2 separate regions of the Mus musculus genome follow, and region 2 is linked to region 1. Evidence: chromatin loops called from intact Hi-C (ENCODE). Cell type or tissue: gastrocnemius. All regions are shown on one strand. Links, peaks and the distances in the headings refer to the core of each region. The heading gives the core; the rest is flanking DNA.

Region 1 (8,003 bases), core at 2,030-6,029:
CTGTCCTGGAACTCACTCTGTAGACCAGGCTGGCCTCGAACTCAGAAATTCGCCTGCCTCTGCCTCCCAAGTGCTGGGATTAAAGGGGTGCACCAGCACACCTAAAATGATCATTGTCGTATCTGATTCATATGGGGAAAACGAGACAGGTTAGAAGTTCCTGGGGCAACCAGGAAGTGGTCAGGACAAGGTGGCCGCCTACACTTTGGAAGCTTCACTTGTGTGTGTCACACTGTTATGCTTGTGTGTGTTATACTATTACCAGTTCTAACAGTTCCTCAAATAAGCTCATCTATTTTTCTCCAAATCATCACTCTCCATATCTCCCTGGTTAGAAACCCCTTGGGAAGCTGGGCGTGGTGGCGCACGCCTTTAATCCCACAGCACTCGGGAGGCAGAGGCAGGCAGATTTCTGAGTTCGAGGCCAGCCTGGTCTACAGAGTGAGTTCCAGTACAGCCAGGGCTATACAGAGAAACCCTGTCTCGAAACCCGCCTTCCCCCCACAAATAAAAAAGAAACCCCTTGGGTCACAGGTTAAAGATCTGGACCACACCCCTCAAAGCCATCTCAGAATAATTCCTAATTTGTTTGGAAGCTCTGGTCCTGTTTTCTCAGTCGTCTAAATAGTTTACCATAGATAGACCCTTTTCTGCTACATTTACTAACCTGCCTTCACTGATAAACTCAACTGTGCACAAACAGGCACCATGTCAGGCCGGTGCCCTACTGTACCCCAGTACCTGTCAGGAGCCCTGGTGTGCTAGGACTGCAATGGGTAGTTTTGTGTGACACCAGCACCATGAAGCACACTGAAGACTGCCCCCTTCCAAAAGCAATGTGTCACTTTCTTAAGAATCTTTCACATATGCCACACATCTTAACTTTCATGTTTATTGTTATGATTTATTTAAAATAACGTCCTTCCTTGCATTTTTTTCAAAAAGTAGTTTATATATCTGTGACCTTTGCATCGACTTTCACAAGCGTAGCACTTAAGAGGTAATTACTGTGGCTTCCTGTCTCACCATGTGATCTTTCCCTTCAGCATATGCTCCCACATGCCACCATGATGTCATACAGCCAAAGGGGCCTTCACCAAAGGCCAAACCGATGGGCCTCCTGATTCTGGACTTTCAGCTGGCAAAACTATGCACTAACTCAACCTTTCCCTTATAAAAACAAAACAAAACAAAACTCTGAGTGATGCTGGCTTACTACTGCATTGTTTATGACTGCTGAAGTTCTACAGCCATTTTAATACAGATCGCAACTGAAAATTAATAAAAGAAATAACTATTCAAGAGCTTAAAAGACTTATCTGGCCAAGGCCAAATTCTAATTTAGTATCAGGCTCCTCACTAATTACATATTCAACCCAAATTTCCAACCACCCTAAACCTCCTATTCTAATCAAGGTGGAAATGTTACTCCCGGGCAGACACAGTGACTATTGCTTCCCAGATGTTTGCTTTGGGTTTCCTTCCCATCCTAACACCACAGGTTCGTTTTCCTTCCTCTGACTTTTATCTATCAAATTTGGCTTACTCTCTGGTCTAGCTCCAATTTAACCTCAACATTTCCAGATCTCAATCTCATTCCCTATTCGTCTTTTCTAAGCATCTTGTAGGCATTTAGTTAGTTAAGTTAGTGGCTCCTATATATCCAACAGGAGCAGAAGTTTATTTCTTGACTTTTAGAATCACTCCTTAGGAATCTGAGCAATCCCTGAGGTACAACGAGGCTGGGATTCCTAAGAAGGGTTAAGCAGATATAAATAGGAATAATAAAGATATAATCAAGAGTTGTTAAGTTCTTGCTAACAAGAACAAACCTGATGACTATATCACCATCGGCCCTAAGTCGGCCATCTCTCCTACTAACAGGAGAAAACAGTATAAACAGAGAACTGGTAGGTGAATCCACATATCCTTCAAGGTGTCAAGATAACCTGTACTTATACTAAGCACAATGTAATTGCCTTCAATTTTCTGCAATGTCACAAAGCCACTGTAAATTAACTACACAGTTCCTTTCTTTCAGGGCCCAGTGCCTGCCCAGCTTATGACTGCACTTGACAAATGTCTGTGTGACTTTTCATCTGTGACACAAAACGATATAAAGTTATATGTAACAGGTGGTTATATTTAACCTGATGGTTTATAACTTCCCATTACCAAGACAGTTCATTTTTGAGGCATCAAAGATCATTCACAATAGCCCTTGTGAGCAAATATCTTCTTTATGTCAGTGAAGTGCGTTTGTAAATACAAAACACTAGTAAGAGTTGGAAAGATTTATTTTTTTTAAAAAAATCCCTGTTATAATCTACTGTAGTATAATTCCAAAGTTGATTTTAAAAAAAGTTAAATTCTTCCCACAGACCAGAGCCCCAGTCTGTGGCTACTCTCCCTAGGTAGCGGGTTTATACTATTCACTCTGGTGACAGCCCCTCTCATGCGGGTCAGTCTGCTTTTAATAACACACACACAGACAGCTGAAACACTCACAACTACCTTTCTACTAATTTGTGATTTATTTCAGATGTGCACAGAAAAAAAGCCTTACACACACACACACACACACACATGAGTGTCCTGCCTTTTCTTGTCCCTGACTACCTTTGCTGCTCCTGTCTCTTCCCAGTGTCCTTTCTAGAACAATCTAAGTTTCTCTACCGAGGTCTCACTATGTGGCTCTGGCTAGCCTAGAACTTGCCACAAAGACTAAGCTAGTCTCCAGCTCCCAGAGATCTGCCTGCCTCAGCCTCCCCAGTGGGCATGCATCACCGTGTCCAGCCCTCTGCCTGAGTTTGTCTTCATACCTGGCAGAAACTACAGTTTTGTTTTATTTTGTTATTTTTTTCCCCCAAGAGGGAATTCAAAATGCCTATACTTATCTCTAGAAAACTTTTCAGATATTTTCAGTAACCTAATGGCAACAACCTTGCTACTAAAGTTTCCCGGCATCTAGCTGTTTTGGCTGATTCTGCTAAGAACCCCCACCCCGTAAGGGGGAATTTAAGTAAAAACACTGCCAGCTTCCAGTTCCCTTAGGCAAATTTCCAGCCCTAGCATAAGGCCGTGAGGTTAAACATTTCTCAGTGACGCAGGCTCCCTCAGAAGGAGGAACAAGAAAGAGAGAGAAAAAAAAATCAAAATTTATTCTTCCCAGTGCAGTAAATCAAGACAGCAGTCAAGGCCTTTAAAAGAGAGGGGTTGGGGGTGGGGGAGAAAGAGGGAGAGGGAGAGAAAGAGAAAGAAAGAGGGAAGGAGAAGAGGAGGGAGGGAGAGGAAAGAAGAAAAGCCAACCTAAACTATACACTGTGTGTGCTGCTAAGATCGGCAGTGCAAACACAGAAATGGGATGAAAGCTCTAGTGTGGGACTTAAGGTAACTGCAGAGCAGCGGCAGGCAGGTCTCTAGGTTCCCTAACTTCCAGGGTATTAACACAGTGCAAGTATGTAGGCACTATATAAAGTGTACAGCACTAGAACCCACAGAGCAGAGACTGAATCGGTAGTTGCAGGGTGAGGAACAGTCAAAACGAATCGAATCACCGTTTAAGAGGGAAACGTACAACTGGGAAAGCTGAGGGAACCTGATTTGATTAGCTTCTCAAGGAAAGACGTAAGCCGATCACAGAGGACAAAACCATCTGATTGGCTGGTAAGGTCTCTTGAGCTTCTGGCCGCCTTCAAACAGATGACAGGATGAAATAAGGTCAAATCTGTTCCCTAGGAATTGACTCATAGGCATCAGTCCTTAAATAAAATTATTACATACGGCCTACATGCTAGAACCTAGGGATACAGCAACAAGATCCCGCCTCTATTTGCAAGAATGTGCTTCCTATATACTGTGAGGCCAGCTAAGGATGCACTTTGTGGTGGTAAGAACCAACTACTAAAAAAGCATGGGAGGGTGCTAGAGAGACGCTCAGCAGCTGGGAGCCCTGGCTGCTCTTCCAGAGGACACAGGCTCGGTTCCAAGCACCTGTACTGAAACCCTCTCAACCGCCTGTAACTCTACTTCCAGGGTACGCTGACACCTTCATCTGGCCTCCTAGGGCACTGCATATATATATATATATATATATATATAGTGTAGAGATATTTGTGCAGCCAAAACATTAATACACATAAAATAAAAATGGGGGAAAATAAAGAGCCCAAGGAAAGAGCCCATCACATCTGCATGGGAAGGGGGCACATAGCACGCCTTTCAAAAGAACTAGGCCTGGTCTAGAAGGACGAATGGATGCTAACAGCCCAATGCGCACAAGGAGGAGTGGTCAGGGCAAAGGCACCAGCAGTTCCAGAACCAAAGTCAGTCAATACTCACATAGACTGAGGGACGTAACCAAGCGAGAGACTAAACACATGCATAAAGTAGTTATAGCCCACAGTAAACCTAAGAATTCTGCTTAGGAGAGTCAAATGGTTTAAAGTGGTATTTAGGAAAAGTATGTTGGCCTGGTGCAGTGGCTCATGCCTATGATCCCTGTACTTCAGAGGGTCAGACAGGAGGACTGCTATAAAGTACAAGCTGTCAAACAGTAAAAATTAGTTTTGCTGGGTGTAGTGGAGCAGGACTTTATTCCTAGCACTCAGGAAGCAGAGGCAGGTGGATCTCTGTGAGTTTGAGGCCAGCCTGGTCTACATTGTGAGTTCCAGGATATCTGGGGCTATGAAGTGAAACTCTGTCTCAGAGAAACAATGGGAGAGAAGGAAGGAAGGAAGGAAGGAAGGAAGGAAGGAAGGAAGGAAGGAAGGAAGGACTTTACCTCAAATGAGTAAACATGGGGGCTGCAGAGAGCTCAGCAGTGTAGCCTACTTGCTGCTCTTGCAGAGGACCTTTATTGGGGGTGGGTCACAAGTATTCATACATCTGCTGACAGGGGAGCTGACACCTTCCTCTAGCTTGCTCAGGCACAAGGCACACGTGTGGCTAAAACACCCATTTACATGTAATAAAAACAATTAAAAGAATAACAATTTTAAAAACAAAATACTAGCTGGTCATACGACCCAGCAGGTAAATAAAGGCACACACAGCTAAGACTAAACCTACACTTGATCACTGGAACCTACATGGCAGAGAACTGCCTCTCACAAGCTGTCTTGGGACACACACACACACACAAAACAAAGATTAGGAGGGACTCTTGGCAGCTAAATAAAGGACAGATCAGAGTTGGTTCTAGGTAGAGCAACCAATTAGAAGGCTACTGAAGCTAAAAAGTCCAATGAAACAAAGGAGGAAAGGTCAAAGAGCAGCCTCCGTGTGAAGAGCAGGGGAAAGGAGAGGAATCAAAGATGACTCCTGCCACTCTTGGTAGGCAACTGGTACTAAGTTAGGGATTACAGGCTTCAGGGTAGTCACAGGAGTGGTGACATCAGCTTTAAATGCATGTGAATCATCTAGGTGTCCAGTGGGAAGAAGCAGTGGTTAAGCGGAGTCTAGAGTAAGGTCTAGGTCAGGGCCACAGACGTAGATACATACGCCACCTGGCAATGGCACTTGAAGCCACAAGCTGAGATGAGTCTGGTGAGAGAGAATATGTAGGCTAGGACTGTCTATACGGCTGATGCTCTGGCCTGACAAAGATCAGGAAACTCACAGGACTCAGGAGACATCCCTGCAGCTTCAGGGTTGTATAATTAGTATACAACTGCTGGGAGAGAGGGGACCCTCTGGTAAGACAGCCGCTACAATTTGTTCAGGGGACTACTGGTACAGCTTTCATGAATTGTCACCCATGTGCCTACAAATGACCCCTCATTCGTGCTCCTTTATGTAGCCCCAGCAAGTTTGCTGTTCACCAACCTGGACGTGGAGGGGATAGTTTCTTCAGTTTGTCACTGCTTGTGTTGGACAAGCAGAACTGGACTCCCCGGGAAACATAATACTGCAAGGGTCAAGGCCTGGACCAAGGATACACTTTGAGAATGAACCATGGCCAATAATGATAGGAAAACAGTTACTGCAGAGAGGACATCCTAGAGTTTAGCTGTCTAGCACTTGAGCCCCTTTTAACTCTCTTCCTTTCACAGAGACACAGATTCCCCCTCTCTGGGCTCCCTGGCCTCTTAAGCTCACAAGTGAATAGTTCAAGCCCAGAAGACCAGATTCTCCCACTGAGGACTCAGAGTATGAAGAAATTATACAAAAGTGAAAAATATAATGGGAACTGCTTGTAGCAGTGGTGCCGTAAGCAGCAGGGCAGAGACAAACCTGGCTCATCTCTGTCAGTTTCTGCTCAGTGCCTGAGCTTGATTAACAAGGTATGATTCACTAATTTTCCAGTTAATTTGCCTTATGCTTAGTTTTTAAGCTGAATAAAGACAAAGGGAGAGAGAGCCTTGGCAGTGTGTCAGGCAAGACTGAGACTGCCACACAGCATTTCCTCCCAGAGGTTGTCCTCAGGAAGGAGTGATGCTCACTGAAGTGACCAATGCTCTAACGACACTCACACCAAAGCCAATGGACACACAGCGACCACAGACACATCTGCATCTGTCTGTCTGTCTATCCAGCTTCTTCAAGGTTGGTATAAAGAGGAACCCACAGAAACACTAGAACCTTGCACACAAGCATCCGGTCACACACACCGCCAGGCACCTTACCACCACCCTATCCGGTCACTCCTCACGGACTATTATCAGTCAAAAGGGCCTCAAGTTCAGAAGCAACTTTCTGTCTGGCCATGAGATCCACTGTGGGAATGAGAAGTCAAGAGCTTTGAAAAGAGGAGGATTTCTCAACTTCATTCCTTTGGGATATGTCACAGCCAGGAAGACAGAAATCGGAAAAAGCAGCTTTCACAGGCTGCCAGAGCCATGTCCGATCCCAAGGGATGGTTAGCCAGTGAGGTTCTGTGGAGCTGATGTAATGCTGGCAGAGGTTCACATTCTATGGTTGAGCATGTAGCCTCTTGACACTTAGCTCTGGGGCTAGAAGGGATAATATCCTGAAAAGCCAAGAAACCCATAACCTTGACACCACCCCACAACAATCCACATTTAAGAGTAATTTGTAAACTTGAACTGATCCATCTTTTCATGATTAGTTTACAAAGGCTTTTGTTAAACTAGAAGTTTCTAAATCTTACTTTATGTAACTCTTTTGCTATGAAGAGAAATCTCTAAAGAACATCTAAAGGACAAAGAAAATTTAGAGAGCTTAAAGTAACAAAAGAATTAAAAGAAAGGGAGGTTTTATAATGAGTACAGCCTATCCGTGGCGCATTAACCCACGGCAGAACAGCGAGTTAAAGCTGTCTATGTAATTATGAAAACAGCCTTTGAGACAGTCTAAGCTGGAAGTTTCCAAGAGCCCCACACTCTCACAGAAACCGTCCATCTTAGCCTGGGCAGCACTCTGCCATGCGGGAGGGAGCCAGCAGCAGACTCAAAGCAGAAGAATTGGACATAAACACTCTTGGTTTGTGCATGAATTGTTTAGCTTCCAAAAGAACCTATCAATCGAAACTGTTAAGTATTCTGACTTAAATACGCCACAATGATCTCCCAAGGCCTGGACAAATCTAAGTATATCAAAAAAAGAAACATTTTTTAAAGATAGGTTCTTACTGTGGAGTTTTATTACTTAGCCCAGACCAGGGCTTGCTTAGTGCAAACCAAGCTGGCCTCAAAATCACAGAGTTCTTCCTGCCTCTACTAAAATTAAAGGCTCGTATCACCACTCTTCAATGGAAAGAGATCCATTAAAGCCCCAATCAAAACACAAACTGCTTCCAAGCACACACATATTACCTTCTGAGGGATTTAACAGTTCAACACCAAGCTGAGATGATGCTAATGATGCAAACACAATCACTATGTATATATAGAAATTCACAATCTCACAAAAAACAAGGATTTTGCTTCTCAAATTGATTTAGATGTTAATGTTTTCTGTTTGTTTAACGATCCTCTCAATTGTATGAAGGAACTAAAGAGTCCTTGTTAATAGGACAATTTATAGTGGTCTTTGGGGGAGTG
Region 2 (8,003 bases), core at 1,746-5,745, 220 kb after region 1:
ATGCAGAAGCGGGCAGATCTCTATAAGCCTGGCTTAGAGTGAGTTCCAGGCCAGCCAGGACTGTACAGAGAAACCCTGTCTGGAAAAAAATCAAACCAAACTACAACAAAAGATTTTTCAAGGGTGTGTGTATGCTAGTTCAGAGGACAGCTTTAAAGAATCAGCCTTCTCCTTCCACCATGGGAGGCCTAGGGATTGAACTTAGGACGCTGGGCTTGGCATTGGGTAGTTGCTTTTCTCCACCATGTATGTTCCAGGGGCTGGAAACAAGTGGTCAGTCTCAGATGTAAGTGCCTTTACTGAGCCAGGTCATTGACACTTCTGGGCCAGGAAATGGGGTGATGACCAGATACATTCATGTAATCGTATACGATGTAATTATAAATTCCAACGTTGCCGCAAGGTAAAGGTCTGTGAGACATTGACATCAATTTTTTTTTTTTTTTTTTTTTTTTTTTTGAGACAGGGTTTCTCTATAGCCCTGGCTGTCCTGGAACTCACTTTGTAGACCAGGCTGGCCTCGAACTCAGAAATCTGCCTGCCTCTGCCTCCCGAGTGCTGGAATTAAAGGCGTGTGCCACCATGCCCGGCAACATCAAATATTCTTTTATGATGTCCAAGTGATGGCCAATCGGTCAGTTTCTCCTGTTCACTTTTAAAAATTATGTTTATGTGTTTGTGTAAGTTCCTATGGATATAGATATGAGCATGCCATGTGTGTAAGTTTCTATGGGTGTAGGTTTGAGCAGCCACAGCACCCGTGTGGAGGTCAGAAGACACCTCATGGGAGTCATTTATCTCCTGCTAGGAGGGTTCAAGGACAGAACTCATCAGGCTTGGTGGTGACAAGGGCCTCTACCCACTGAGCCACCTTGCTGGCCTGGATGTGTCAGTGTCTTGTAGTGACTCTGGCCATCGTCACAATGATGCTTTTGAGTCAGGCTCATCTTGCCTCAGATTTCCTACTGTTTCATGTTTTCTACTAGAAATCTATTTGAAAGGCCTCGTGACCTTTTCCCTTTTTATTTTAGTTTTGTTGAAAGAGGATTTTGTTATGTAGCCTGGAACTGAGTACATCGACCAGGCTGATCTTGTTTACAGTGATCCTCCTGCCTCTGCTCCCCAAGCCCTAGGAGTACCAGCATGCACCACCATTGACATCAGCCAGTTTCCCTTGACTTAGCATCGGCTTGCTACGTCTACCTTCATCTCCTCCTTTCGTCTTGTCTTCCCCAACATGTGAGTGCTGCTTTGATTTCTAATGCTGCTTTTGAGATTTGTTGGAACCACACAGCAAGTCAAGGTTGTGCCTGTTTTCCTCCACATAGTAGTGTGTGGCTCCACATAGTGTGGCTCCACATGGTGTGGCTCGTCCTTGCTGCCACACAGACTTGTGGTTTGCTCTCTTTCGTGGCTGCCTAGTGCTCCATTCTACAGATTAATGTGACAACTGCTGGTTATTCAATTATCAGATGATTATCTGGGTATAGGTGAGGTACAAGGGACTAAACAAGCCACCCAAAAAGAAAAAAAAAAAAAAACAACAATTTTACATAGATTATAGAGCTGCCTCCCACCAAACTCATTCATCCTGAACAGAGCTGAGCCTGAGATCTTAGCGGTACATACGCACCCAGATAGGTCTTGCAGAGTCCTTGCACTTTAGCCCAGGAGAATTCTTTCCTGTTTTGCTTTGTAGAAATATCTAAAGTTTTCTCTGGCAGCCTGATTCTCAGCAAATCACTGGAAGCCAAAGATGCTCTCAGATGCAGACACACGGACGGCAAGAAATATGTTAATAATTAACACCTAGGAAAATCATAACCCGTGTTTGCAAAAAAGGCAGATGCAGAAATGCAAGTCCAGACCATACTGCCCTGGGCAAGCCTGATCCCTTCCCAGTCTGGAGTGAGTCTCTTAAGGGACAAAGCAGCCAATTGTGGGTGACTGAGACAACTGTGGGTGGCTGCCTGTGGCAGCCAGCAGAGTCATGTGAGGACTATGTGCTAAAGCAACAACTTGCCAGGCTGTGGTGGTGCACACCTCTAATCCCAGCACTTGGGAGGTAAAAGCAAGCAGATCTCTGAGTTCAAGGCCAGCCTGGTTTACAGAGTGAGTTCCAAAACAGCTAGGGATACATAGAGAAACTTGACTTGAAAGGAAAAAAAAAAAAAAAAAGCAACAACTGAATTATATACACCTTATTATATTTACTGTGGCCAGGGATCATCCACATTTTGAGAATGATTTAATAAAATGGTTAAAAACAAAACAAAGTGGCAAGTTAGGACATCTTAGAGCAAGGCAGGGGGCTGGGAGATCTGTGGCTAGTCTTCCAATCAATGTGTGTTCCTGAGCATGGTGACAGGTCACCCATGGTGACTCAGAGCAGGCAAGCGCACAGTCCTGCAAAGGAACAACACGGAGGCTCTGGGAAACCCACAGCTAGCGTCACACTCGACAGTGCACGCTTTTGCCCGTAGTCAAGAACAAGACCAAACTGTGTGGTTTCATCACCTGTTTCCTGTTGTGCGTTGCCCTGGTGCTGTTTGTACTTTGATGCTAATTCTGCTTCCTCAAGAGGGACTGGCTCAAGGAGTGGATCACGCCCTCTGGTGATTTCAGGCAAACCTTCTGCCCATTTTATAAAGCAAATCAAGGCGAGAGCCTGTGATTGGGCAGTGGATGGGAAAGGTGGGGCTGGAGGTTTTAGAGAGGGAGAGAGAGAAAGGAGGAAGGGAAGATGAGGAGAGAGAGAAGAGAGAGGAGAGAGAGGAGGATAGAGGAAGAGAGGTGGAAGGAAGATGGAGCAGAACCACGTGGCCTACAGGAACGGAAAGTAGCAAAGGATTTCCCACCTGGGGCGTGAAGTAGTGTAGTGTTCAACTGTTGAAACGCCACCTATTCTCCACAAGGCTTTGCTTGACGCAGTTGCTTTTCTGCCTGCTTCAGCTTCTACATGGAGGGTGCCAGCAGTACATCATTCAAGTTAGACATTTTTATTAGCAGCCATAAAGGCCACAAAGAGGTGGACACTATGGGTGAGAGACAGGCTTTCACGTGTCAGTTTCAATTTCTGTTGCCATTGGGAGGTCCTGAGCCTACCTTCTGCTCAGGAAAGATTGTCAATCATAGATGGCAACTCAAAAAGTTTAGGCACACGCTTGGGGAAAGGAATAAAGAAGAGAATAGCATTTGAAGGAGGCACCACCTACTCTGTCCTTTGCTTCTGCTAGATACAAAGGATGCGAGCTCTCCTGTTCCAAGTTTAATCTACCGATCCTCTTTAGGCTGTTCATTAAATGTGAAAGTCCTTCTTTTCATGGAAGCAGATTTCACCGGGCACCTCTGGAGGCCACGAGCTATAATGAAGCCAGCACCCAACGTTAACTACAATGCCCTCTGGTGGCTTGAAGTATTTTCCTTAGTTACAACAGTAAAATTAAACAAAACAAAAGCTCAGAAAACAACCATAACCACCATAAAAGTCCCAGCACTCGGGCAGTTTTCCCTCTTAAAAGGAAGCTCTTCTATAAAGTCGGAAATCATAATTGTAAAACTCCTTAGTATGTATAACCTTCGTGACCACACATCTTTCTACACAGGCTCATTACCAAACACATGGATCAGAGATGAGTAGGTGAGAAAGAGGGGTTGAGACAGCTCAGTTAGAACGTTTGCCTGGCACACCCGAAGCCCTCTGTTCCCCAGCACCATGTAAACAAGGCGTAGGCGTGGTCATGGTCGACCCAACAGTAACTCCAGTACTTCAGAGGGTGAGGGAGGCGGAGCCAAAGTTCAAGGTTATTCTTGACTTTCTGTTGCCATGACAAAACACCATGACCAAGGCAACTTGGAAAAGAAGGGCTTTCGTTAGCCTTAATTCAGCCCTGGGGAGGGGATGGGGAGGGAATTGGAGTTCACCATGGCAGAGCAAAGGCACAGAGGGAGGGACAGATAAGAGCTCACATCTTGATCCAAGAGCAGGAGACAGGGAACATACTGAAAATGCGGAGACTTTTGAAACCTTGAAGCCTGGCCCCAGGGACTCCCTCCCTCCAACAAGGGCACACCTAATCCTTCCCAAACAGTTCCACCAACTGGAGACCAAGAATTCACGCCTGTGAGCCTATGGGAGACAGTCTCGGTCAGATCACCACAGTGAGTTTGAGGCTAGCCTGGGGCACCTGTGGAGAAGTTGGTGGTGGTGGGGCAGTATAATGAAGAATCCCAACAGGAAGAAATTGCAATCTAACAAAGTCACGTGACATGGGTAGTTGTGCAGACCGGTGGAAGCAAAGCTCAAAAGGCAGAAGTGTGGGAAGTACAGGGGCTTTGGGCTCTGCAGGATTCAGTAAAGACACACATAAGGTCCTGGGACACCAACGTAAGCAGGTGGTGCCTAATGAACGGTAGCTACTGTTATGACCTAGTTTAGTAGACAGACAGTCTCCAGTCTCAGCTACTCCCACTGGGTGAGAACTTTCAGCTACTGATCGTTGTAGCATTTATACCCTCTGCAGGATCGTTGGGGAGAGCAAAGCCACATAGTACACACAGCCCAGCCCTCAGTCCTGCACCTTTCTACCCATTCCTCTTACAGTGGGATTTCTCCTGCAGATCCGCAAGCAGACATGAAGAGAGGATGTCCACACTGCTCAGTGAGGGACACTGAATGCAAATGAGTCATCAGGGAAGTGGGAGGTGCAGGCCCAGGGCACCCCAGGCACGGGCTTCTGTCTTCTCTGCATTGTATGCTGCAGGCCAGTCCAGTTGACCTGGTGAGACCCTGTCTTAAAAACTACAAACCTCTGCCTGGCAGTGTGGCACATGCCTTTAATCCCAGCACTTGGGAGGTGGGGGCAGGTAGATTTCTGAGGCCAGCCTGGTCTATAGAGCAAGTTCCAGGATAGCTGGGGCTACACAGAGAGACCCTGTCTTGAAAAACAAAAATCAAAACTAAACAAAGCAAACCATAACAAAAACACAAAACCCCTACAACCCCCCTCACACCAGAATGGCCAGCCCGGCCAAGGACGATGGTTACAGGAAACCTAAGCTGGTTTTGCGGGTTGATCTTATATAGGGAAAACGAAACAGTCCATGTTACACTTAATTTAAAATTTTAATTACTTGATGAGCTCAAGGACATCATCATCTTATTAGACTCAATTCTAAGTGTAAACAAGCCGGTTAAGAAACATGGGGTTGCGGACTGGCTCTTCCCTCGGTGCAGGAAGTGGTCCAGAGCTCTTTCCTCTCCTCTATTCAACCTCCTCTCAATGCTCAGGCCTAGGCTGGAAGGCTTCTGGGTTTGGTTCAGATTCATGTAGAGAAAATTTCTAACTGACAAACACTCTCCACTTCCTCCGTCAGACAAGCCTCCACCTAACCGCTCGCAGCTCGGTGTGTTCCCAGGGCAAACTTCACCTTCTCACCTCAAAGTCCATGACAGAGTTAGCTCCTGCCTCTCAAGCTAACAGTGATGTAGTGGCTGGGGAGGAGGCTGGGGAATTAAGAGACCTGACTGCTGTTCCAGAGGACCTGGGTTCAATTCCCAGCATCTACTCAGTACCTCACGACCTTCTAGAACTCCATCCAGTTCTAGTGATTTGATGCCCTCTTCTGGCCTCAGTGTGCACAGGGTATATAGACAAACACACAACCCAAGCACCTATACACACACATAATAATAATAATAATAATAATAATAATAATAATAAAATTAAGGCAGGTGGTGGTGGCACAGGCCTTTAGTTCCAGCACTCAAGAGGCAGAGGCAAGCAGATTTCTGAGTCTGAGGCCAACTTGATCTACAGAGGAGGTTCTAAGACAGCCAAGGCTATACAGAGAAAACCTGACTTGAAAAACCAGAAAAAAATCCTCTCTCTCACTCTCTCTCTCTGTCTCTCTGTCTGTGTGTGTGTGAGTGAGTGTGTGCACGAACAAACATGCACACATGGGCACACACATGTATTCTTGCATGTGCACATGCCACATGTGTGCAGTGTCCATATACACAAAAGCCAAAAGAGAGCACTGGACCCCCGGAGCTGGAGTTATGTGTGGCTATGGGCTGCCCAGTGTAGGTGCTGGGAGCTGAACTCAGGGCCTCTGGAAGAGCAGCAAATTCTCTTAGCCACTGAGCCATCGCTCCAACCCCACAAAATGACTTGAACGTTTACAAAACATTTTTTCATCAAACTTCTCTGCGGAAGCAGTCTAAGCTGTAGTCGTCTGTCTGACTCCCACACTGAATAATGAATTAGAAGGGCAGAGCCTGAATATTATTCATCTCTCCAGTCCCAGAAACTGGCAAGGCACTTGCATATGGCAAATAATTTAAAAAAAACTGGTTTTTTAAATACACGAGCAGAGCATTAGTCTCAAAACCAGAACCGACAATGTGATAAAGCCCTCCATATGGCACCCACAGGGACTACTCACTGGCTGGCCATCCACTCTACGAACGGGCTCCAGACTCTAAAACAAACAAGGATGAGATACACCCGGAGCAGCCAGCATCTGGCACAGGGTAGCTGCCTATAAAGCAAAAATCTAATGAGTGTTTAAAGGTTGAATAAAAGCAAACTGAAGCCATGCGATGCTGTGTGCATGTAATCCCTGCCCCTGGAAGGCAGAGGCAGGGGGATCAAGTATCTTAAGTCAGTCTAAGCTATATGGAGACTCTGTCTCAAAAAGTATGAACTAATTAAAGAAAGCTGAAAGCTGAAAACACCACAGTACAGTAAAAATGTAAACTCTGTGTATGTGTGTGCACATGTGTGTGTGTATGTGTGTACATGCAGGTGAGCGTGGAGGCCAAGAAGTCAAGAAGTGCTAGGTGTCTTTCTCAGTCTCTCTCCCCCTTATTTTCTGAGAAAACAGGCATATGCCACTGTACCTTGGTTGTCATAGGACTTCTGGGGACCTGGACTTCTGGCTCTCTTACCCAATGAGCCATCTCCTTAACTACAATGGAAAGGCCCTTTAATTAAGATAGATTCAAATGGAAAGCAATCCGCTTCATCTTCAGCCAGAAGCAGTCCACACCACGGGTGTGTGAGATGGCTCTGACCACCTGAGTTCAGTCCCAGGTCCCACACAGTGGAAGGAGTGAAGGACATATTGCTCTCTGGCCTCCACAACATGCACACTGCCTACCCAAGGAGGCCAGAAGAGGGCCTGGGACTAGAGTTACAGACAGTTGTGAGCCAGCATGTGGGTACTGAGAGTCAAATGGGTCCTCTAGAAGAGTAACCAGTGCTCTAAATCGCTGAGCCATCTCTTCAGCCCCATACACCGTATTTTACTAATATTCACCACAAGCTCCCTCTCACCTCCACCTATCTACTCTGCCCCAACTTCATTTCTTTTAGTTTAAGGCCAACCTGGTCTACATAGCAAGACCCTGACTCAAAGACAACAGTAACAAACAAAAAGCCCCAGAAGAAAACAAACAAAAGAAGACAGAAACCTAAAAAAATACCAACCATAGCTTCTCAGCTAGGGGTCGGGGCTGATGAATCCCTCCCCATACCATGTTAGCATGTTGGACTGGATCCGTCTTCTGTGAGTGCAGTGATCTTGCTACCTCCAAAACCAGTTTCCCTCTGGTCCTCTCCAACTTTCTAACCTTTCTATCCCTTCTTCCCTGCTAGTCTCTGAGCTTCAGTGTATATATGTGTATAGTGCGAGTATATGTGTGTGTGCATGCATGTGTGTGTGTGTGTGTGTGTGTGTGTGTGTGTGTGTGTGATATAGACATTCCATTTGTGTCTGAGCACTCCAGTCACTTATTCTTGCACTTTGACCAGGACAAGGTCTAAGAACTGCACTGGCCTGTGGATTCAGAGGTGAGACTGTGCAGGGAGATTTGATATGATGACCACTGTTTTGTTTTTGTGGGTCAGGCGCTCCATTACTGAGCTGTACTCCCAGCCCTTTAGAAAAGGTTTCTTTTAAATTACGTATATGTGCGTGTCTCTGCGTGTGAGCATGTG

Evidence for each region. A loop is a pair of places that touch in the nucleus more often than their neighbours do. Peaks named below come from ENCODE experiments on the same cell type or tissue, not always from the same donor. Only the 100,000 strongest peaks of a DNase experiment are listed, where the experiment ranks them.
Region 2: a loop joins it to region 1, with 3 times the contacts of the local background. A loop is called at or near these places in 7 of 42 quality-filtered maps.

What each region holds. Positions count from the first base shown.
Region 1 is chr15:81,080,414-81,088,416 of GRCm38, forward strand. All of the region lies in intron 2 of Mrtfa (myocardin related transcription factor A), which reads right to left. Among named protein-coding and RNA genes, the nearest start is that of Mrtfa, 110 kb to the right of the region's middle. In gastrocnemius, for the core only: a CTCF peak has its summit at 3,923; no DNase peak of the experiment used is centred there; H3K27ac peaks cover 3,293 bases.
Region 2 is chr15:81,298,870-81,306,872 of GRCm38, forward strand. No RefSeq gene overlaps it. Among named protein-coding and RNA genes, the nearest start is that of Gm52179, 42 kb to the left of the region's middle. In gastrocnemius, for the core only: a CTCF peak has its summit at 3,412 (motif pointing left); no DNase peak of the experiment used is centred there.